3 separate regions of the Homo sapiens genome follow, and regions 1 and 3 are each linked to region 2. The links are chromatin loops, found by intact Hi-C in ENCODE. Cell type or tissue: heart left ventricle. All regions are shown on one strand. Each heading gives the region's core, and the rest is flanking DNA. Links, peaks and the distances in the headings are about the cores only.

What was found. A loop is a pair of places that touch in the nucleus more often than their neighbours do. Peaks named below come from ENCODE experiments on the same cell type or tissue, not always from the same donor. Only the 100,000 strongest peaks of a DNase experiment are listed, where the experiment ranks them.
Region 1: it touches region 2 in a loop (5-fold over the local background); 3 of 110 quality-filtered maps call a loop at or near these places.
Region 3: a loop joins it to region 2, with 7 times the contacts of the local background. A loop is called at or near these places in 3 of 110 quality-filtered maps.

Annotation. Positions count from the first base shown.
Region 1 is chr11:96,478,460-96,486,907 of GRCh38, forward strand. All of the region lies in intron 1 of JRKL-AS1 (JRKL antisense RNA 1), which reads right to left. Among named protein-coding and RNA genes, the nearest start is that of JRKL-AS1, 24 kb to the right of the region's middle. In heart left ventricle, for the core only: no CTCF peak of the experiment used is centred there; no DNase peak of the experiment used is centred there; H3K27ac peaks cover 411 bases.
Region 2 is chr11:96,617,545-96,625,992 of GRCh38, forward strand. No RefSeq gene overlaps it. Among named protein-coding and RNA genes, the nearest start is that of LINC02737, 110 kb to the left of the region's middle. In heart left ventricle, for the core only: no CTCF peak of the experiment used is centred there; no DNase peak of the experiment used is centred there; H3K27ac peaks cover 2,905 bases.
Region 3 is chr11:96,860,120-96,868,567 of GRCh38, forward strand. No RefSeq gene overlaps it. Among named protein-coding and RNA genes, the nearest start is that of LINC02737, 360 kb to the left of the region's middle. In heart left ventricle, for the core only: no CTCF peak of the experiment used is centred there; a DNase peak (open chromatin) is centred at 3,642; H3K27ac peaks cover 485 bases.

The DNA.
Region 1 (8,448 bases), core at 381-8,380, 140 kb before region 2:
TCTCAAAAAAAAAAAAAAAAAATAGACAAATGGAACTATATTAAACTAAAAGACATCTGCCTAGCAAAAGAAACAATTAACAAAGTGAAAAGACAATCTGTTGAATTGGAGAAAATATTTTGTAAAATATTTGTTTGAGAACATACTAAAATCCAAAACGTGTAAGAAACTCAAACAATTCCACAACCCCAACCACATAGTCTCATTAAAAAGTGGGCAAAAATGTGAATAGACATTTATTAAAAGAAAATTTAAATGCCCAACAGGTATTGAAACAATTCTCAACATCACTAATCATCTGGGAAAGGCAAATCAAAACCACAATGAGATATTATCCCAGTTAGAATGGCTATTAATAAAAAGACAATACATAACAGATGCTGGCAAGGATGCAGAGAAAAGAGAACTCATACACCGTTGCTGGGAATGTAAATTAATATGGCCTCTATGGAAAACAGCATGGCGATCAAAAAACTAAAAATTTTTTTATCAAAAAACTAACAATAGAACTACCATAAGATCCAGCAATTCCACTACTGGTTCTTCATCCAAAGGAAAAGATCAGTGTATCAAAATGATACCTGCACTCTTCTCTTTATTGTAATCTTTGCTGTTTGATTACAATGGTAAAGATATGGAATCAACTTAAGTACCTATCAGGGGACAAATGGATAAGAAAATATGTGGTTTATATGCAAAATAGAATGTGATTTGGCCATAAAAAGAAAGAAATCATGGCACTGGTAAATGGAACTGGTTATTATTATGTTAAGTGAAATAAGCCAGGCACAAATATTGCATGTTCTCATTCGTATGTGGATACTAAAAAAGTTGATGTCATGGAGAGAGAGAATGGAATTATATTTACCAGAGGCTGGGAAGGATGTGTGAGTGCGGGGTGGATAAAAAGAGGTTTATTAATGGGTAAAAACATACAGTTAGAAGGATTAAGTTCTAATATTTGATAGCAGAGCAGGGTGACTATAGTTAACAATGATGTATTGTATTTTTCAAAACAGCTAGAAGAAAGGACTTGATATGTTCCCAATACTTAGAAATGGTAAATTCTTGATTTGATGGACACCCCAAATATCCTAACTTGATCATTGTACAGTCTTCGCATGTAATAAAATATCACAAGTACCCTGTAAATATGTACAAACATTATGTATCAATAAAAAAGAACCACAACAAAAAAGATTCTGAGATATTTGAGAGGAAGTGTCATTTCCTTCTCCCCTAACTGAAAGTGTAGTGTGAAATATATATAAGAAGAAAATAAACACAAAGAATTGTGGACTTTTAGAGTTGAATATTACTTAGAGACCATTTATTTTGCCCATTTAATTATACCTATGTGAAAGTAAAGGCTAAAAGCTGATAACTGCTCACCCAGGCAGCCAATGGCAGAACGAGGCCTATAACCAGGTTTGCTGACTTCCAGGGCAAGTATATTTTTTCCTGCCACATGTCTTTGGTTGGTTGATTGGAAAGCACTGGCTTAAAACAATATTAAGTCTAACAAAGGTGGCCATGTTTTAATGATTAGTTATACATTTCTGCAGTCTGCACAGTGGAATAAAAGATCCTTTTTAATATTAAAGTTTATTTCTTCATTTATCACTGAACACCTCAAAATACCTTAGAGAACTTATCAAGAAGGTCTTAAAACCAGTATATATGATCATTATTAAGGAGAATGGTATATGCTTGTGCTATTAGCTCAATTTTTAAGAGACGAGAAGAACTTAAATAAGAAAAAGTAGTTCAAGGTCGTAAAAATCTATTGTAAATCAGCAGAGAAAAACCAGCTTTATAGTCTGGATTCAGCTGCATACACTTTGCCTGGTCTAAGGGTATAGATTATGTTTTTAGAAATGAAGAAGTGATGTGATTAACATTTCTCTTGTTTAAGATAAAAATAAAAAATGTTGACTTCAGCCATCGATTAATTTTGGGGTGCAGGGGTAAGGGGACTTAGATTCAGCAGGGCCAAGTCAGCTTGTTTTCAACCAAATATCACTAGATGAGCACCATTCTCTGCCCCCTGTGTTCTGGGCTGTCCCTTAACTGCTGGACTAGTATATTCTCTATTATTTTAATCTTTTTTTTAAAAAAAGCTGTTAGCTTTGGTCCATAAATAGATTCTGAGACTCTGAAGTTCTAATAATAACAGCTGATATTTTCTCCTGAGAAATTAAACCATTTTGTGGCTACTATACAAGTCAGTTAAAATTAATTATTCTTCCTTAAATTTGTCCGCATATACGATATGGTGGTGGTACTGCCATTTTAACTCGTAATATGCAACTAATGTTACTTTATACCATTGGTCCTCAACTAGGGACTAGTTTGCTACCCAAGAGTCACTTGGCAATGTTTGGAGACACTGTTGGTTGGCACAACTGGTGGTGCAGGGATGTATGTACCACATGCATCTGGTGGGTAGAGGACAGGGATCCTGCTAAGATCCTACAATGTGCAGGACAGCCCCCAACAAAAAAGAATTATTTGACTAAAAATTTTCATAGTGCTAAAGTTGAGTAATCCTGTTTTATAATTAGGATTTACATAAAGATGTTACCTTATACATATATATAGGAATCATTACTGATAATTTAAATATACATGAATTAATCTACTCTAAATACTGAATGTCAGATACTGTGTTGATCTCACTTGTCACAATCTCTTAATTTGTCAAAGTTATAAGCTGATGTTTTGCTTTCAAGAGGTGTGACGACTCATGAATAGGTCTGCTGTTTTTGTCAAACATAAACATGAATAAGAAGGATTTTGTCAGTATTCCCAATTCTTTGAACCTGTTTTAAGTGATTTTCAGCATTTAGGTCCTAGTGAAAAGTAATTCCACAAACCAGTTTTCATCAAAGCTTAGTAAGTGCTACCTCAGCCCCTGATCTCTGAAACAAGCTTGTGGTAACATGCCAATCCATTGATTTAGTCATTGCTGTTGCAGGACTTCGATGCTAATTCTATTTTTAGTTTCTGTTTGTAGCAACTAGCAAGTATTAATGGAGAAATGAGAGAGAAATAGTCTTTTTTTTTTTTTTTTTTCCAAAGCAAAACTAGTCAGTGGCTCTGTGGCTGCAATTCCCAGTGCACTGTGATTTTGCCTTTAAATGTAATTTCAAAACAGCTGTAATGGCAAATTAGTTTCTTTCTATTAGTTAAGTGATTATACACCAATCAGAATTGAATATACACACTATTAAGTTTATAATTATATTTGAGAATTTCACAGTCCACTTCGTCTTCCTTTAGGACTCCTTGAGCGCTCCCTGATTCACACTTCTTATTGAAGGGAGGGTTTTACCAAATGTTTAAACATGGTAATCTTGGTGGAGAATATTTAAAGTCAGGCTCAAAGCTGAATCGAATGGCTAAGTTTTCAAGGTCTTTTTTACTTAAGCCTTGGTCAGAATCCAGTTTAACAGTGAGTGAAATTGACTGTTGATAGCAGTGACTTGGCTATCTCTATCCATTTCCTAGTGGACAGGACTTTGAATTCCTGCCATCTCCTTGTCATAACAAAAACCAAATATTAAATGAGTTGGCCATGATGCAGTGACCAGATTTAGAGGAAACCCTTTCAAGGTTACACAAATAGCTATAAAGGACTTGGATACTGTTATCTTTTCTGGGAAACAAATTGTGGCAAAAGAGAGTATTTTTTTTTTAGATTTGTTTCTGTTCATGAAACTTAATTTTTATAGCTTTCACTTTTTTTCATAATGCAGCTTGCTGTTACATAAATTCAATTATTTTATTCAAGGAAATTTATTAAGAGCCTCCCATGTTCTTCAATTTGTAATAATTCTATACAGAATAAGCTTGAAGGAGAGCATGGCGCATGTATAAGATTGTTCCTCAATGTCAGCAAGAAAGGACTGTGGCTTGATGGTGAACATGCTGAGGCTCTGGAGTCAGGCAGACCTGTGTACAGAGCCAAGCTCTGGGCTTTATCAGCATGTAACCTTGGAATGTGGCTTAATTTTTCTGAGCCTTGGTTTCCTTATCAATTGAATGGGAAGCAGCATAGTGTAGTAGTCAACAGCAGTGACTCCAAAATCTTACTGCACACATTCGATTATCCATTCCACCACTTGTGCAATATTAGGTAAGTACTAAAACCATTCTAGGCTGCCATTTCCCCATTGAAAAATAGGGTTGAATGTTACTATCCTTTTTTGTTTGTTTGTTTGTTTGAGACAGAATCTCGCTCTGTTGCCAAGGCTGGAGTGCAGAGGTGCGAGCTCGACTCACTGCAAGCTCTGCCTCCCTGGTTCAAGTGATTCTCCTGCCTCAGCCTCCCAAGTAGCTGGGACTACAGGCACGTGCCACCACGCCTGGCTAATTTTTTGTATTTTTAGTAGAGACAGGGTTTCACCGTGGTAGCCAGGATGCTCTCGATCTCCTGACCTCGTGATCCAACCACCTCGGCCTCCCAAAGTGCTGGGATCACAGGCGGGAGCCACCACGCCCCACCGAGAATGTTACCATGCTTTTAAAACATTTAGCAAAATGTGTAGCCCACAGCAGGTTGTCAGTGAATGATAAAGGATCATCTTCATCATCATCTGATTACCATTATCATGAGAAAGGAAATGCTCCATCATTAGAGGAATTGAATCAGAGGCTACTTTCAAGTTAGTGACTAGTATATTCATGCAGACAGTATAGCTTCAATCTAGATTACCTCTTTTGTTATTAAATGAATAACATCTTAATGTTAGAATTTCAGAGCTGTGGCAACTGGGCAGAAATATTTTTAGGCAAGAGCACCTTCCCTCCATGTAGGCAACTACCTCTTCTGGGAATACATGAACTGACACCTGAGAATCCTAATTAACTTTCTTTTACCAAGTTTAAACAGTTCTTTTTTTAAAAAACTTTTCCAAAATCATAGTTGCTCTCCTTTGAATCCACTCCAAATTCCACACATCTCCCTTGAATTAGTTTAGCTACATAGTCCAGAAATGCTGCATGAATTCTTCATGTTACTGCTTCTTTTATTTATGCATCCTGAGAACACATTTTTTTTTTTTTTTCACCAATGACAGAACCATTCTTGACACCTGTTTAGCTTGAGGTCAGCTCTATCTGTAACTCTCTTTTTGTAGCTGCATAATGTCAGCTGTTTCTCATCTGGAGTTTTTGCACTTTGTTTCTCATTTCAAAATGCACTTTTGTGCTGGTTGAAAGTCATTATTTTTATTTCTGCCTCCTTCTGCTGCCAGGGTCATTTGGAAATCTAATTTATCTTCTAAGGGTGAATGACTCACCCTTCTTTTCCACCTCTGGTGGCCATGTCATCTGTGGATGTGATGAAGAGCTTTTTCATCCCTAGATAAGTGATGAAAGAAAATGTTTAAAAGCTGCAGGCACTGGATGGTCTTCTGCATGAATTTTAGTTAAGAGATTTCAGTGACTTAAGCAGCTCAAAATTAATTAAAACAAAAATATTCTTATGAGGTATGGGGATGTCTTAAGTATGTAGACTTAGGAAGCTTATTTGCAGCAATTGAGTGTTGAATATTTAGGTCAGTATATTTGGACTAGTCCTCTGAATGGAAATAAAGGTATTTTCTGTGACACACTATATCAAAGTACTTTACTTAATCAGCAGCTTCTACCATCTGAAACATAAAAGAGAACTAGAAAATAAGCATCCAAAAGTCCTGACTAGAGTGTTTTATGGGCCAGATCTCAAGCACTTTATGCTTAAAAATTGGGAAGGTCTCTAATGACCCATACTAAATCTGTATTTGTTTTTACTTCACCTACTGTTTTAACTATGCCTTTTATTTTCTGTACTTTTCAACTTTGACATCTGCGGCCTTGCTGGCCCTAAAGGGAGTGCTTCTCCCAGGGTTAGCCAATTCCTAGAGAGAATAAATCACTTGCCTTCTTCAGCATGCTTTTCAAATACCAACCAATTAATTCAGAGTCCACAACCTCAATCACCTACTTTACTGAGCTCTCACACTCCAGGTCACTATCCACCTACCCTATCACCCCAGGGCCAGCTACATGACAACTAGGATTGGCCCCTCTGTCCTGGAGTCTGCTGAAATTGTTCAAATTAGACAAAATGAAGCTTGCTTATCCTGCCTTGCCCATTCCTTCCTGTAGAAACTATGATAAAGGATCTTGTCTACAGTTTCCCCCTCCTCCTCTGCTTTTTGACTAGCCCCATGCTAGGTCCCTGCATGGTGTGATGTGCCTTCTCCTCTTGAACACTATGGATCACAAACTATCTTTTCAATGGCAATTGTCCCCTGATCTGTTGGCCTTACCAGAGCTATGTAATAATAAATCTTATTAGAACACAGATAAAAGGTTCAAACTTCCAGTTTCCTAAAATATAGCAGGCACAAGAGTAATAAGCTAGAACAGAAGGGAGGTTCTATAATCACGTATGTTGGTGGTACTATAGGCTGTAACTTATTGGTTGGATAAATAACTTCTTGCCAAGCAATGTAAGCAATATATAAGTGTGACAAACTTAGATGGAAATGAGAACAAGGTAAAATGTGTTCTTTCAGTTTTAAACTTTTTTTTTGGTTTATTATTTTTTTTACACTTTAATCCCTCATCTGTTTCCTTTAATCTCACATTTGAACCCATTTTTGGCATGTGTGCTGCTCTTGGCCATAAAGAAACTCATTCTCATTTTGGTATTACTAGTGATAATGATAACAGCAACAGAAAAATAACTTTAAAATTCCATCATAAGACAAACTTTGTACTGAGAGCATTATATGTTTCTTCATTTGAAACTTGCAATAAACCCTGAAATGTAGATGTTATTTCCTTGTTAGACGAGCAAAGAGACATTTATAGAGGTCATTTTAACTTATGCTAAATTGTCTAGTCAGTTCTAATAGAACCTGGACTCAGGTGTATGCTATCTAATCATCTCTTCTGTGTTACATTGTTCACTACGTTGTATTGAATAGACTCTTTCGGTGGTAGCTTAAAGAGGACAAGGAAGTAGCTAATGTCTGGATGATATGTCCTTTTGTGCTATGAACTCAATGATTTTCTCCTTTGGAAAATTAATTCCTTCTTCTTGCTTTGAAAATGTATTGCTTATATTTCAAATTACACAAATCACAGTTATATTGGAGATAGGTGGATATGTATTGCCAGCTCAACCAGCTTGTAGGCTGCATGGGTGCAGGAACTCTACCTCATCTTTTTATTCTTCAGAGTATTTAGCACAGGGACTTGAGATTATTAATTATACAATAAATATTTGTTGAGTTGATCTGAAGATTAAATGTGTTAATGCATATTACATCTTTTTGTAAGACACTAGCCACATGAAAGACAATATGATTATTTGAGTCATCATATATAGAGAAGGAAGGGAAATAGAGGAGGGCGGGAGGGGGAAACCCACTCCAGAGACTTTAAAATCTCTTTGAGAGTGAAGTCATTAAAATCTGAATATAAAATTTTAATTTAAACTAGAATTTTTCTAGTTGCTCCTAGTGTAGTAGACTTTTCTAAATTTTTACTAAAAACTTTGAGAAGATAAAGGAAAAAAGATGAAACCCTACAGCAATATTGAGAACAAAGACTCACAGAAAAAAATTCAAAATCTGGGAGAAATTTACTCTTACCTAGAGGATAATTGTGCTTCTATTACTTAGATTCAGTTTCAAATAAGAGAATACTCTAATAGTGACTAAAACATGAGGACATTTCTTGTTTGTTTAACAAGTAGCCTGATGTTAGATGTTCTCTGTATACTTCAAGCACCCAACATCACCATCAAGAAATTAGGTTATTTCCATTTATTCTCACTGCATTCTCAATGTGTTGACATTTTGTCCTCAGATTTTTCATCTCATCATCTCAGGATAGCTGCCATAGCTCCAGATACTACATTCTAACACAGAATCATATCAAGCAGGAAGGAAGAGAGAAGGGGCAAAAATAGAACATTTTCTTCTATGTTTCTTTCTTATGTGGAAGGAAAAATACCCCAACCCTAAGTCTTCAGTGGACTTCTCTTTACATCATTGCCTAGAAGTAGGTCAATCATGGCCGGGTGTGGTGGCTCATGCGTGTAATCCCAGCACTTTGGGAGGCCAAGGCAGGCAGAACACGAGGTCAGAAGTTCGAGACCAGTCTGGTCAACATAGTGAAACCCCCTCTACTAAAAATACAAAAAATTAGCCGGGTGTGATGGTGTGCACTTGTAATTCCAGCTACTTGGGAGGCTGAGGCAGGAGAATCATGTGAACCCGGGAGGCAGAGGTTGCAGTAAGCCAAGATCATGCCATTGCACTCCACTCTGGGCGACAAAAAAACAAAAAAAAACAAAAAAAACAAAAGCCGATTGCTGGCAAGATGGCTGAATAGCAACACCTCTGGTCTGCAGCTCCTAGTGAGATCAACACAGAAGGCAGGTGATTT
Region 2 (8,448 bases), core at 312-8,311:
ATTCCTGAAATTTCTTTTCTTTTCTGGAGAGTCACTTCAAACAATAGCCGTAGGTCTCTTCTGTGCAAGCCTGGATATTTACAGTGTTCTTGGGCAGCATCGCAGGCACTTTCCTTAAGGGGATTCTGCTAAAATGGGTAACTGAGCTACAGGCTGTGAGTCTCCATTATAGTACACACTTGAAATGGAGCTCCTCAGGTTACCTGGATCAAATAATAGTTTAGTCATATTCCTACCAGTTTTCTTTCTAGGGATAATGTGAACAACTTTCCATAACCAAAAGTCCAAGACCATAGGTCAAAACCTTTTGATTCTCACTGTGATTTTATTTCCTATTATGTCAATTCTGCGTCCTTTGCCTCTGGAGTTGCGTACTGACATGGAGCTTGTACCATTCTGAGATGCCACTATTCTCATTACAATCAGAATGCTGGTTACAATGGCAGCATCTCCTAACATCATGCCCGCGCTCATAGAACAGCAACTACACAGCTTTCCAATGCATGCAATACTTTTCTCACTAAGAAATTTGTCAATTTCTCAATGCCTTAGTCAACCAGGCATCCTAAGGTCCCTCTAAAGAGAGCACAGTGGGATGTAAATGTTTACATTGTACACGATAACTTTGTTACAACATTACGTTCTTCCTAAGCCTTTTATTCTTTTACATAAATTCAGGTAGTAAGCTTCTAAAAATAATGCATAGTTTTATAGTATACTGTTGGTGAAAACTTGAATATTCATTTGGGAATACTGAGTGATGGATTTTGTTCTTGTGTTCAGTACAAACTCAATTTAGTGTATGGGGTGTGGGACTTATCAATAAAGTTGTACTTGCTTTGATCTGTGTCAGCTGTACATTATTAAATAGTCATCCTTACATCTTTTTATTTTTGCTTTTGCATCTCTAGACCTTAAGTTTCAAGAAATATTAATCCACTTTCTCAGTGACACACACACAGACACACACAAGCACACACACACACACTTTGTCTATCACCTGATAATAGGCTGTCTAAAATTGTTTCAATCCTTTTCTTATCTAAGAGTTTCATCACTCCTAAATAATTGAGAACATCTCAAGAACAAATTTTTTTCTTATGCTTTTTTCTTTGCCTTTCATAGCATTTAATGCAATGCTGAGGACATATTTGACACCCAATATTTGTTAAATAAGTCATTGATAAGACACCTGACACTGTGCAATAAAAATCTCCTTATTTTATCAATATCCATTTTAGTGTCTCAGGAACACCATTTAGAAGTATTGTGCATAGGCTGGGGCAGCAAATATTTCTTTAGCAACTCGCTTTACTATCCTGAGGCAAATAAAAATGGCTTCTTGCCCATTTTGAAGTAGGGAGTACTTAGTTTTCATATTTGCAGATGAAAACAAAGCAGGAAACAGATGCTAATCCAAGAAAAGTTCTGTGGGCATTTGCATTCAGTTTGAGTAAATGTAATTTATGTTTGGATATTTCATTTATGGTCTATTTTGGATACACATTTGGATTTCTAGTTACCACAACATACATTGAATTGTAAAGAGATGGGAAGTTTGAATGTAACAGATGGTAAATTAAGCTCTAAAATAAAATAGATGGATGTTAATGTTAGGCATTGTTTTTATTAGGGCTGTTTAAATTTCTACACCCAGTGACTTTTTGTCAGTGTTAAAACTCAATGGCAAATAGGAGACGCTTTAAAAGGTGATTATAAGTGTATATTTTAATATAATTTGGTTTTAATTTTTAAAAATTACTTTAAAATTATGCATGCCTGTCATTAAGCCATTCAAATAAGATAACACGCAAAGGAGAAAATATAAATGTCACTAAGTTGCATAATTCAGAAAGCACCACTGCTAATATTTTGGTGACTATCCTTCCAAACACATCTCTCTGTAAGCATATACAAATAAGTATTTACAAATAATTCTACATAAAATAATGTTATATATGATACTTTAACTTCCCTTTAACTCAATATGTCATTATTGGTTCCATTCCCCTGGTTTTGGTTCCATTCCCCTGGTCTCTTTCTGTATTAATGAATAGGGGAACATCATTGCATCTAATATTTGATTAATTTTTCATTGTACTGAAGAAGGATTCTAATGATAGACATATATGTTGTTTCCTTTTTCTACTATAAAGACTGTGGTAGAAAAATTTTTGTTCAAATGTAAGTTTTTCATCTTGTCCTATTCTTAGTTCATTCATTCATTCAGCAGATATTAGCCTCTACCATGCATTGGTCACTGTTTGAGATACTGTGGCAGAATAGTAATCTAAATATTTGCCTTTAGTGGATTAACATTATGCATGCGCTTTATATTCTTAAACTGTCCTACAGACATATACTAATGTAGACATCTACCAACTTTACAGGATAGTACCTGTTTACCCTAAACAATTCTAGGATTTGTAAAATATCTAAATCCTTCCAAACCTGATGGGCGAAATGTGATCTCTCAGATATTTAGTCACATTTCTTTGATGGATGTTGAATACATTTTTATGGGTATATTATTCATTTGTATATCTTTTTTGTGTGTTGCATAATCACATACTTATATTAGGACATTTTAGGTTTTTTCCTTACTGGATTGGTAAGAAATCTTTGTGTGTAAATATAAATAGTTAATTTATAAATTTATAATTTATAAATCTATGCATTAAATTAAAAATTAAATAAAAATAAATATAAATTACAAAATAAATATAAATTTAAAATTATAAAAAATTATACATTTATAAATTATAAATAGTAATTTCCTCTAAGTTATATTTTCTACAAATATTATTGAACATGATATGAATGGAATCATACTATATGTAGTTTTTCAACATCTGGCTTATTTCACTCAACATTATGTTTGTGAGATTCATCTATGTTCTTGCTTTTAGCTGTAGTTTATTCAATTTATTCATTGCCATATACATTTTTAATGAACATAGTTCTATGTACTACTAAAACTTATCTCCCTATTCTGTTCTTGGTAGGCATTTCAGTTGTTTCTAGTTTTTGGCTATTACATATAGTGCTGTTATTATTATACTTGTTTATGTCTTCTGGAAAACATTGGCTCACATTTCTGTGGTTACATACCTAAGAGTAAAATTGCTGTGTCATGGGAATTGTCATTTTCAGTGTTCAGAAGAAGATCGTACCAAACAGTTTTCTGAACTGGTTGTTCCAATTTTTGTTTGTAACAACTATGTATATGAGTTCTGGTTTCTATCTTTTTTTTTCTTCTTTGAAACAACCTGGTGGATATATAATGGTTTTGCATTTTTTCAAGTTAGTATTCCCTGATAGTTAATGATATTGAGCACCTTTTCATGTGTTTACTGACCTTGAAAACTTCAAAATACAGATTCTCAGGTCCCTTTACAGTCCTGCTGTAACAGAATAGGCATAGAACTCAGAAACCTGCATTTTTTAAAGTTCCATAAGCTATCATCATTCAGACAGTTTCTGAACATGAATGCAATTTTAGAATGGGTAGACTAGCCAGCTTGTATGGTAGCTAAAACAAAGAGAAAAATTTAGTATTTCTTATCTGACATGGAACATAGTAGAATTTCTCTCTCTTTTTTCCTTCCTTCCTGTCTTTATTTTCTTGTCCTCCTCCTCTCGCTTCTTAATTATCTGCTTGTTTTAGAGAAATACAAAAATATGAAGGATAATGACATTCTGTCATATGCTGCAACATGAATAGAATTGGAGGTCTAATTATGTTAAGTGAAATAAGCCAGGCACAGAAAAAGAGAAATATTGCCATTCTCATCTCATTTGTGGGAGGTAAAAAAGTGGATCTCATTGAGTTAAAGAGTAGAATGGTGGTTAGCAGAGGCTGGGAAGGTGGGGGTGGAGGTAGGAAGAGAGGTTGCTTAAAGGGTATAATATAATTAGAAGCAATAAGATTCTGCATTTGATAGTATATGGTATAGATAACAATAATGTATAGTTCAAAATAGCTGGAAAAATTAGAATGTTACCAACATATAGTGAAGACATATGTTTGAGGTGATGGATATCCCAATTAGTCTGATTACATATTGTATGTATGTATCAAAATATCATAGGTACCCCTAAAATATGTGTAACTATTATGCATCAATAAAAACAGAAATAAATTGATCTAGTACATGTTCTCTATGACAGAAAAAGGAAAAAATTTTCATCATTTTATTTTATCAACTTCTACTGACAGTTGAAACCCTACCTAATTTATGCAATTTTAAATATTCTGCTGCAGACAAGTTCATGAATGCTTTAGAGATAATACATGTTATTTATTTAGTACAATTTTAGAGTAAATATTATGAATGGGACTTCCAAATTATGGTGCCAAGGTTTAATGAGGTGTAATTGCAGGTCTTAAGATATTTGTATGAGGAGAAAAAACTTAGTGTACACCATCAAAGTGTTTTATGTATGATGATGACTGACACAACCCATTATGGAATTTGAATAAGCTTAATTGTCCAAGAAAAATAATTGAAAATAATCCTTTAGATGTCAAAATATAGCAATTTATCATATGACTCTGTCAGTTCTTATTTAATGTCCTTCCTGGTTATAGACATGCTTTTCTGGTGGCTCATTAATTATGTCACCAGGAAAACAATATTTTTAGCACTGTTAAAGAAGAAACCTTTACTCTCAGTGTGTTGAAATATAAATTGCACAAGAGCATTGGCATTAAAACAATGTAATATAATCAGCATGACCTAAGTGCTTGGCTAATTAAAGGGTAAAGTTGAAAGTAGACATGAGCAATGATAATTTATCAGTTCTATTTCTGAATATTTCCATGAAGTTTAGTTATATTTTTAGAAAGCTTCTTTTTTTTTTCCAACAGAGTCTCGCTGTGTCCCCAGGCTGGAGTGCAGAAGCGCGATCTCGGCTCACTGCAACCTCTGCCTCCTGGGTTCAGGCTATTCTGTTGCCTCAGTCTCCCAAGTAGCTGAGCCAACAGATATGTGCCACCATGCCTAGCTAATTTTTTTGTATTTTTAGTAGAGATGGGGTTTCACCATGTTGGCCAAGATGGTCTCGATCTCTTGACCTCGTGATCCCCCTGCCTCGGCCTCCCAAAGTGCTGGGATTACAGGCGTGAACCACCGCACCCTGCCAGAAATCTTCTTTAATTACTATTCAATATGGCATTTAATGAAGGATATACCAATAATAATAATAATTCTACTATTAAGGAGCATATTGCACCTTATACCTAAAAACAAGAGGAATAGGGCCAAAGAGAAACAAATGAATAGAAAAATAATAAAACCTGAATTTAGATTAGTACAGATTAGTACATTCAACCTTTTGTATCCCCAGGTCCTGCATCCGAGGATTCAACCAACTGCGGATTCAAAATAGTTGGAAAAAGGAAAAGCAATAAAAATCTTGCTAATAAATAACCCAAAACAGTATAACACTATTTACATAGCATTTACATTGTATTAAGTAATATATGTAACCTATAGATGATTTAAAGTATATTGGAGGATGTGCATAGGTTATATACAAACATTACACCTTTTTAAACAAGGGACTTGAGCCTTTGCAGATTTTGGTATCCGTGGGCCATCCTGCAACCAATCTCTTCCCCCGACCCCCCCGGATACTGAGGGACAACTCTATATGCTTCTGTACAGTTGCTAGAAGTGAGAAGCAAATTTGGCTTTAAAATTTATCAGGCAAAACAAAGATGGAATAAAATAATTTCTAAGGTTTAGAATATCCATAAATTAAAACCAATCAGTTTATTAGAAAAGCATCACTTCTCTTGTCCCTGACAGATGCAGGATTATCTCTGAGTGAGCTGTTTATTTAAATAGTTTAAAGATATTGAGAAAAAGCTCAATTCAGTTAGAGCAGTTATTTAAAGGGCCAGAACAATGTGGTGCACGTTCTCCAGTCTTGAAGATTGATGTTGATGTTCAGTGCCAATTTAGAATAGATGAAGAAGTAGACGGACTGCCTGCTCTCAGACCAACATCCATAAACAACGTGCCTGCATTCTGGCTTTTGATAAGGGTTAAATTGCAGATAACTCGGGGTTACATTTTTCTCACAAGAAACTGGGGTGCAAATATTCTGTATAGTGTATAAAGGGATTACCTATATGCTTTGGTAATTAGCTGGGAAAGGGCTGATTTAAAGTGTTCCTAAAAGAAATGAAGGGGGCTAATAGCCATTTGCCTGCATAGATGATGCCTCACTTCCTCATGGAGGTGGTTAAAGGTGTACATGTAGGTAGAACCACGTGTAGAGTGTAAAGATACTAGAGTATAATGGTAGCACCTAAAATATTCTGTTACAGCAAACTTTAGAGACAGAATTTTAGATTTCCAATTTACAAAATTACAAGGGTTACAAGACTGCTTTTTCTTAGTATCTGATTCATTTGGATGAAGGTATGAATCTGAATAGTCTACTCTACATGGTTATGGGATTCTCTTTTCTGACTTTGATTTAGAGAGGAATAAAGGCTTTCTATTTTTATTTTTTTACAAAAGAGTCTTTCCATCTGCACAGGAGGCATTTTCCTGTTTTTTCTTTTGAGTGTTTTTTGCTTTTGCTTTATGAATACCACTTGAAAAGTGATAGGATATAAGACATCCTCTTTCATCTGCAAAGAAAAATTTCTTTACTGCCTCAGGAGCTCAGTTGCCATTTTCTATTTCTACTTAAATCCTTTTTTATTCTGTATCATCCTATCACACTTAAAGTCTTGCATTGGACTTTAAACTTGTTTTATTGTTGGTTGGATTAGAAACAGCCCTTAAGAGCCTCCTGCTGTAAACGTCCCTGCGAGTTCAGACTTTCTTCTACATGGTTCCTAGGGTGAGGGGAAACTTAGAACTCTCTTGCTTTTTCTCATCCAAATTTTGTTCCAAGATGGAATGAATATTAATGTTTGGTTCTATAGAATTTCCAGAACTAAAAAAAAAACAACAAAATCCCCCTAAAAACTCCAAAATGATTACTTAAAAAATCTAACAAATTCTAAAATGCAAATAATTTTTCCTATTAAGGACCATATAATGAATAAGTAGCAAGATCAATAAAAAGAAGATGAATTACAGCAATTTTCTTTTTTTCTTTAAGAAATACAGTGGGAATCCCGGGCGTGGTGGCTCACGCTTGTAATCCCAGCACTTTGGGAGGCCGAGGTGGGCGGATCACGAGGTCAGGAGATCGAGACCATCCTGGCTAACACGGTGAAACCCCGTCTCTACTAAAAATACAAAAAATTAGCCGGGCGTGGTGGTGGGCACCTGTAGTCCCAGCGCTGGGGAGGCTGAGGCAGGAGAATGGCGTGAACCCTGGAGGCGGAGCTGGCAGTGAGCCGAGATTGTGTCACTGCACTCTAGCCTGGGCAACAGAGCGAGACTCCATCTCAAAAAAAAAAAAAAAAAATACAAGGGGATTTTTTTGTATTTTTTATTTACCTGATCTATGGATTTGTAGCCTTTTAAAGACCATTTTTTAGATGAAGGAAAATAAAAAACTATTGATTTTATCCTTTTTTTCATAAGTGTATGTCTTTATAAGCAATGAGGATGACAGTTTAGTTAAATCAATTTCTATGTAAACTGACTAGATATCTGATAAAAAGTAACACACGTTTATTATATTAATAATGTATATCATAATATGTAATATATATTAACAATTATTTCTTAGCCAAAGCAATATAGACTATATTAGACTTTGCAGTTCTCACTACATTATAAGAATTTTCAGTTTCTTAGGTGTATTGATCATCCTGTTAACTTTACTGACTTAGCAGATAGAAGCTCAGTGGTAGAAGTCTTTTCTAGTCCATCTTTAGGAGCCATTCTTGTTCACTGCTGGTTTTGGTGTGAGGAAAGTGAAGATCCTATTTGTCTTAGTCTCCTTTTCTTCATGCCTTATAAAAAGAAGTGTCGATCTGGAATTTCTTCATTTCTAGGGCACTTGTTCTACCCAAATTTTAAAGGTGTTGCAGTCTTAAAGTTACAAATAAGATTTTATGAGACAATCATTTTCCCTCTTCCACTGATTCATGCATTGTGGGTGTTCCACTTGAATGGAAATTTCAGAGAGTAGGGTTTAGGCATTGGTGGCCAAAACAGCAGCCTTAGGGCCTACTTTGGTTTATGATGCTGCTTATACTTAAACAAAGAAGCTTTCTACATAGTCAGCCAAACTACTAGAATTTTAAAATAGAATATGGTTCAAACATTCCTCTGATAATAATATTTCTTTCTGCTTTGGTTTGCTTACTATATGAATGTATCATCATTGGGGATTTTGGAAGAAGAGGGATGAGATGGTCAAGGCAGAGTTTTAATATTCCTGGGTCCCCAACTTAGTTCATCTTAATAGTATGCTTTAATTTTACTCCATTATAATGAATTGTATTAGGTGGTAGCATGAGTTTGCTCT
Region 3 (8,448 bases), core at 381-8,380, 240 kb after region 2:
CATCAAGAATATTGGCCTGAAGTATTTTTTTGTTGTTGTTGTGTCTCTGCCAGGTTTTGATATCAGGATGATGCTGGCCTCATAGAATGAGTTAGGGATGACTCCCTCTTCCTCATTTTTTTTGGAATTGTTTCAGCAGCAAGGGTACCAGCTTTTCTTTGTATATCTGGTAGAATTCAGCTATTAATCTGTCTGATCCTAGCCTTTTTTTGGTTGATAGGCTATTTATTACCACCTCAATTTCAGAACTCATTATTGGTCTGTTCAGGGATTTAGTTTCTTCCTGGTTTAGTCTTGGGAGGGTGTATGTGTCCAGGAATTTATCCTTTTTTCCCCCAGATTTTCTATTTTATGTGCATAGAAATGATTATAATATTTCCTGATGGTTATTTGTATTTATATGAGGTCAGTGGTAATATCCCTCTTGTCATTTCTGATTGCTTTTATTTGAATCTTCTCTCTTTTCTTCTTTATTAGTCTAGATAGCTATTTTATCAATTGTTTCTTAAAAGAACAACTTCTGGATTTACTGATTTTTTTAATGGTTTTCCATATCTCAATCTGTTTCAGTTCAGCTTTGATTTTGGTTATTTTTTGTCTTCTGCTAGCTTTGGGGTTGGTTTGCTCTTGGTTCTCTAGTTCTTTCGGTTGTGATGTTGGCTTGTTAACTTGAGATATTTCTAGCTTTTTGATGTGGGCATTTTAGTACTACAAAACTGCCTCTTAACACTGCCTTAGCTGTGTCGCAGAGATTCTGGTATGTTCTATCTTTGTTCTCATTAGTTTCAAGGAACTTCTTGGTTTTTACCTTAATTTATTTATTTACCAAAAAGTCATTCAGGAGCAGGTTATTGAATTTTCAATTAATTGTATGATTTTAAGTATATTTTTAAGTCTTAATTTCTAATTTGATGGTACTATGGTCTGAGAGATTGTTATGATTTCAGTTCTTTTGCGTTTGCTAAGAAGTGTTTTACTTCCAATCATATGATAAATTTTAGAGTGTGTGCCACGTGCAGATGAAGAAAATATATATATTCTGTTGTTTTTGGTTGGAGAGTTCTGTAGATGTCTATCAGGTCCATTTGATCCAGTGCTGAGTTCAGGTCCTGAATATCTTTGTTAATTTTCTGTTTCAGTGATCTGTCTAATACTATCAGGGGGGTGTTAAAGTCTTCCACTATTATTGTATGGGAGTTAAAGTCTTTTTGAAGGTTTCTAAGAACTTGCTTTATGAATCTGGGTATTCCTGTGTTGGGTGCATATATATTTAGGACAGTTAGACCTTCTTGTTGAATTGAGCTCTTTACCCTTCTGTATTGCCCTTCTTTGTCTTTTTTGATCTTTGTTGTTTTAAAGTCTGTTTTGTCTGAAACTAGGATTACAACCCTTACTTTTTTTTCTGTTTCCCATTTGCTTGGTGGGCTTTTCACCATCTTTTATTTGAAGCTATATGTGTGTCACTGCATGTTAGATGGGTCTCTTGAAGACAGCATTCCAATGGGTCTTAGTTTGTTATCCAGCTTGCCACTCTGTGTCTTTGAATTGGGACATTTAGCCCATTTATATTCAAGGTTAGTATTGGTATGTGATATGGTTTAGCTGTGTCTCCACTCAAATCTCATTCTTGAATTCCAACATGTTGTGGGACAGACCTGGTGGGAGGTAATTGAATCATGGGGGCAGGTCTTTCCCATGCTCTTCTTGTAATAGTGAATAAGTCTCACAAGATCTAATGGTTCTATAAGGGAAAGTTTCCTTGCACAAGCTCTTTCTTTGCCTGCTGCCATCCATGTAAGACGTGACTTGCTCCTCCTTGCCTTCCACCATGATTGTGAGCCTTCCCCAGCCACCTGAAACTGTAAGTCCAATAAAACCTTTCTTTTGTAAATTGCCCGGTCTTGGGTATATCTTTATCAGCAGCATGAAAACGGACTAATAAAATATGTGTAAATTTGATCCTGTCATCATGATGTTGGCTGGTTATTTTGCAGACTTATTTATGTGGTTGCTTTATTGTGTCACTGATCTGTGTGCTTCAGTGTGTTTTTGTAGTGGCTGGGAATGGTCTTCCCTTGTTATATTTAGTGCTTCACTCAGGATTTTTTGTAAGGCAAGCCTAGTGGTAATGAATTCCCTCAGCATTTGCTTGTCTGAAAGGATCTTATTTCTCCTTTGCTCATGAAGCTTAGTTTGGCCAGATATGAAATTATGGGGCAGAATATCTTTTCTTTAAGAACATTGACTATAAGACTCCAATCTTTTCTGGCTTGTAGGGTTTATGCTGAGAGGTCTGCTGTTAGTTTGATGGTCTTCCCTTTGTAGGTGACCTGTCCTTTCTCTAGCTGAGTTTAACATTTTTAAATTTTATTTTGACCTTCAAGAATCTAGTGATTATGTGTCTTGGGAATGTGCTTCTTGAGGAATATCTTACTGGGGTTCTCTGCTGTTCCTGAATTTGAATGTTAGCCTGTCTCGCTAGGTTGGGGAAGTTCTCACGGATGATATCCTGAAATGTTTTCCATGTTGGTTCCATTCTCCCATCTCTTTCAGGAACATCAGTGAGTCATAGATTTTATTTCTATATAATCCCACATTTCTTGAGGTTTTTCTTCATTCCTTTTTATTCTTTTTTCTCTATTCATGTTTGAATTTCCTATTTCAGAAAGCCAGTCTTGATGCTCTGAGATTCTTTTCTTCACTTGGTCTATTCTGCTATTAATACTTGTAATTGCATTATGAAATTCTTGTAGTGTGTCTTTCAGCTCTATCAGTTTGGTTACATTCTTTCTATACTGGCCATTTTGTTTGTCACCTCCTCCATTGTTTTATCATGATTTTTAACTTGTTTGGATTGGGTTTCAATGTAGTTCTGTAGCTCAATGATCTTTGTTTCTGTTCATATTCTGAATTATATTTGTTTAATTTTAGCCATCTCAGCCCAGTTCAGAAGTCTTGCTGGAGAGGTGATGTAGTCATTTGGAGAAAAAAAAAAGGCATTCTGGCTTTTTGAGTTGTTAGGGTTCTTGTGCTCATTCTTTCTCATCTTTGTGGGCTTATCTTTCTTCAATTTTTGAGGTTGCTGACCTTTGTATGTTTCTTCCTTCATCCTATTTGATGACCTTGGGGGTTTGAGTGTAGTATAAGGTAGATTCAGACAACTGACTTCATTTCTGGAAGATTTTGGGGTGCCCACACTCAGCTGCCAACTCTTCCTGGACTGTATGCCCTAACTCTAGGGGACTTGTATTGGGCCTTGACATTGTTCTCTGGCTCTTTGAGGTTAGAAATCCACTGCACTGTGGGGGCTGACATGCTCCCAGATTATGGGTTACTACTCTCTGATAGGTGGTGTCAGCAAACACGTTTTGTAATGCAGTGACAGTGGGATCTGTCTTTGTTCACATGTGCCGGCAGCAGCAATAGTGGCAGCTGTGGCAGGTGGTAGCAGGTGCCAGGGTGCCTGTAGTGTTCGGGACTGACAGTTCCCCTTTGGCTAGTCTCTTATGGGAGCAAGTCAGGTCTAGGGGCATGGCCATTCCTGGCTGTGCTCTCCTACAGATGCTTCTGCACCAAACCCTCTGGGCTCCATATCAGCTGTCTTCCTGCTGCTACCACTTCTCTATGCAGCTCTCCCTGCCAACTGGAGGTCTGCCAGGGTTCCAGAGGCCTGTGGCAAGAGCAGGTTGCTCATTGCCAGTTCAACTCATTTGTTCTCCCAGAGGCATTTGGGGCCAGGAATCAGTCCAGGTGCACTGTAGCCTTGTGTAGGGTTCCCAGTGTTCTCCGCCTTTAGCTCAGCTTCTGCGTCATCTCTCCATCCACTTTCAATGCCTTCTTTCTGAAAATCTGTTAGGAGCATGCCAGTCATCTTGGTCCCTTGATGGGAGCTGTTCCACCTGGCTGCATATAGTTAGCCATCTTGCCCTCACTTCCAGTATTTTCCCTATGATGTAAAAATGAGTTTGTTGAGCTTCCTAGAGGAAGCTCAGTATATAATGTATAGTATATAATGTTTTATATACTAATTTGTTGGGCTTCCTAAATATATAGATTAATGTTTTTCAATAGATTGGGAATGTTTTCATTGTTTAAAAAATTTTTTTTTACATTTTCTTTTCTCTGTTTCTTCTCTTTTTGGTATTCCTATTACATGTATGTTGGTATGCTTCCTGGTGTCCTGTATTTTTCTGAGGTTACATTCATTTTTCTTTATTTTTTGCCCTCTGTTCTTCAGATTGCATAATCTCTATTGATTTATCCTCAAGTTTGCTAATTCTTTCTGCCAGTTCTAATCTCTAGTAGAATTTTCATTTAAATTATTCTACTTTTTAATTCCAGAATTTCCATTCGGTTCTTTTTTATAATTTACATCTCTTTATGGATATTTACTATTTGGTGCAATATTATTATTATAATTTTCTTAATTTATTTAATTATGGTTTGTTCTTTCAACATATTTATAATGGCTTCTTTGAATTTTTATGTCTCTTAAATCTAACATCTCTGCACTCTAATAGGCAATATATATAGCAAGCTTTTATTCCCCCTTTGCGTTTGGGTCATACGTTCCTGTTTTGCTGCAGGTCTTGTAATTTTTGCTGGAAACTGGTTATTTTATTTTTTATGGGTACATAGTAGATTTATATATTTATAGGGTACATGACATATTTAGATACAGATGTACAATGAGTAATCACATCTGGATAAATGGAGTATCCATTGCCTCAAGCATTTATCATTTCTTTGTGTTATAAACATTCAAATTTTAAGTTTTTAGTTATTTAAAAGGTATATTAAATTATTGTTCACTGTAGTCACCATGTTATGCTATTAAATACTACATCTTATTCACTCTATGTAACTATATTTTTGTACCCATTGACCATTCTCATGGAAACTGGATTTTTTTAAAGCAGCTCTCGGTACTGGTACTATACTTCTCCTTGCCCCTCATCTTATACTTGCTGTTTTCTTGTTTACCTGTTTAGTAACTGGCTTGATTATTTTTGTAAAGTCTATTTCTGTCCTGCAGTATGAAGCCTCTGATGTGCTTCTCAGGGTGTACAGCCTTGGGTATGTCCACAGTCACTCAAAGGTGACAGTGTTTTTTTGGCAAGTGTCTTTTTGACTGTTTTCCAGACAATGCCCAGCTGTTAAACTCCACTTATTGTTGGCTGATGCTCTACTGTTTTTAACAATGTCTAGTTCCATAAATTACGTTACAGATAAATCCAATCAAATTTGGTCTCTTTTGAAGGGATAATTACCTTTGCAGTCAGTTTTTGAGATTTGTTTTGACCCCAAGGTGGATATTCTCAGCTGTGTCTTTTCCCGATTCTCTCCAGTAAACCAGCTGACTTGCAGTTTAACCTATATCTCAGATGAACCTAACAATTTCCTCCCAATTGCCTTTTATCACAATTTGCTCCTTTTATTCACACTCATCCAGAACTTAACCTCCACAACGGGGAGCTTGTGGTAAAACCAGAAATGCTGACATCCTGCTCTTCCTGGCAATCTAACCCTCTGGGAGATGGTGAAAGAGAAAGCAACAAATTTGGCAAAGCAAGAATCACAGGCTCTTCTGCAGGAGAGAGAGAAGAGGTTAGATGCCTCTACCCTTCCTGTCCTGCACAGGCTATTAGGTTAGAAGGTGTTCACCTGGTGTCAGTTAAGGAGACCTTTCCCTATTGAATGCAACGTGGGCAGTCTTTCCTGTACCGTGAGCAAGGATAGAACTCTTAATCCATCTCCTAGGATGATACATGAAAGTCTTCTGTCCTATCTTTTTGTGGTTCAGTAACATTTTGTATTCTGATACTGATCCCATGGGGCTACATGGGAAAAAGCACGTGGGCCCCCTTAAGGAAAATATTGAACTAGAGAACTCAAATTGATGTTCATTATTTTTGAAGTCCTTGTAGGCAAAAAATCCAACTTGTGCACCCAGGTGGTAAATAGAGGAGGTTACCGTCTCCCACTCCTCATTGTTTAATAGCCATTCTAATCTTTCAAGTATTTGAGTTTTAAGAAAGAGAGTGAAGGGGAAAGAAGGCCCTTGCAGGGTCCCCTCCAGAGACCCAGCTGTCAATAATTATTGAAAAGGGGTGTACAATTGAAGGAAGAGGTCAGACAGTAACACATAGAGCATGAATTAAAAGTACCCTTTCAGAGAAATGCAGCATTGAGACCCCAGACTGCTTTCCTCCGACGTCCAGGCGGGGATTATCTTTACTTGTGCTATCAGCCACTTAAGTCTGTATTTTAATTATCCATGAAAATGCTCAATCATTATTGCAGCTTGGAAGTGATATGGAATATAAAGAATTCATTGTATGTCCTGTGACTGGGCCTGTTGATATGGAACTTGGGCCACAATTTAAAGCCATTATCAAATAAAATCTACTCGGAAAACCTGAACAAGACACATATGGTCTTCAGTGATCTGGATAGTGTGGCCTGAGTCAGTGGGATGCACAAGGATGCCTGAGTAAATTCAGAGAAAGTATCAGCTACAGTCAGGATCTAGTGGAATCTTCTTGATTGGATGAGGGGCCCAATGTGATCTATTCATTGGAAACTCCTTGGTCATTGGCTGGAGAGATTTTTTCCCAGGCAGCATTTTTAGCTTTGGCCATGGTCTGGCTGGAGGAAAACCTTTTCCATGCTATGTTGGCATGTTCAGACCACAGAGGCAGTCTATGCATGTAGGCCAGTCTAGGATGGTATCCAAATTTCTCATGGATCCAGAAGGCAATAGGTTGAACATCTGCTTGTTCTGGATTAGGGCACAATTCAGTCTCTGAGTTTAGCTGACAAACATGGTCTGCTCATTGATTATATTCCCCTTTGTCAGTCTGAGAGCCTTTCTGGTGATCATCAACCTTGATAAGAAAACCTTATTAGGAATGGAGCATTTTTTTTTCTAAATGTCTCACCCCTACAGGGAAGCTTGTTTATATGGCACTCAGACCTGCCAGTGGCCTAACCAAATGGCCAAGACATTGGTCACAGCCTGTGAGTCAGTGAAAATGTAGCATATCTCATCAGCTGGGGTGGCCTGGATAGCCATCCACACTACATGAAGTGCTATTCATTGTGCTGAGCATCCTTTACTGCGCTCAGTGAGGGACAGGCCTCTCTCAGATCAGATGGCAGCTATACCCTTTTCCATCCTGGTATAAGTTAACTGGGAAGAGCTCTCAGTGAACAAGGCCTATCAGTGGTCCAGGAGGTTTCTATATCTGTGTTTCCTCTGGGACAGTGGAGGCAGTGGCTCTTTGAGCATATGCCTAGGGGTAGAGGAGCACTCCTGAAGCTTTTTTTTATGGTGTTGCAAGCTTTTTTTATGGTGTTAAAGCACATCCTGGCCAGATTTTACCCACTTCTCTATGTACCAATTCTATTTCACTAGAGATAATTTCTTAGCTTTCTCCACTTGACAATTTGAGGGCTATGTTCAGGCCCAAGGTGTGACTGGGATCTCTAGTTACAAGATTACTTCATGACCATGGGCCATACACTCAGTAACCACCAAGGCACAATGGCAAGCCAATAATAATCTCTTAAAGCGTGCATGCCCTTAAGCTGACTTGGGGAGCCTAGGAGTCCAAAGGCCCAACAAATACCTCTAACCTGTGGTAGTATTCTTCTGCCATAGGTTTCAATTGTCAAACTGGAAGGTTGATAAAACCTGTAACTCAAACAGCAAATATGAATTGGTGGGGCCTGGATGGGTTAGGGGAGTAACTTGAGTGGCCCGTTGGAAGATCCTTCTAAGGGAATCTTGTGGGTTAGGGGTCCTCTTTCTTTCTATTTTTTCATGTAGAGAGAGTCAAATGCTTCATAATTGTCTGCTCTAGAATTGTGCACCTTCCTGGATTATGCCCAGGAATTTTACTTAGTTGCTAGATCCTTATACTTTTTAGTAATGGACTGGCCATGTTGTCACTTGTGGGTCAAGAAGGCATCCAGTTTTTGTTGGGTGATGGCCTTGTCTATGCCCACCAGGGGATGTCATTAATATAGTGGAAGGCTAGTATTTTGTCTAGGAGTGACATTTTTCAGGGTTATGACCTATCTGTTGATGACAGATAGCCAGATAATTTAGGTAGCATTAAGGAAACATTACAGTATATTGGAATCCATTCCACATAAAGGCAAATTGATCCTGATAATCTGATTTGAAGGAGATGCTGAAAAAACCATTTGTAATATTAATTGCTACACACCAAGTTCACTTAGCTTGAGCAATAGCTTCTGTGACTGTCACAACATCTGGTTCCACCAATTCCAAGAGTGGTAGGACAACATTGAGCCTCCAGTACTCAAAGGTGAGTTTCTAGGCACCCAAAGCCTTGTGCACATGCCAGATAGGGCTACAGAATAGAGAAATAGTCTTATAGAGAACTTCATTTTCCTTAAGTTTGGCCAAAGGGTGGTTAG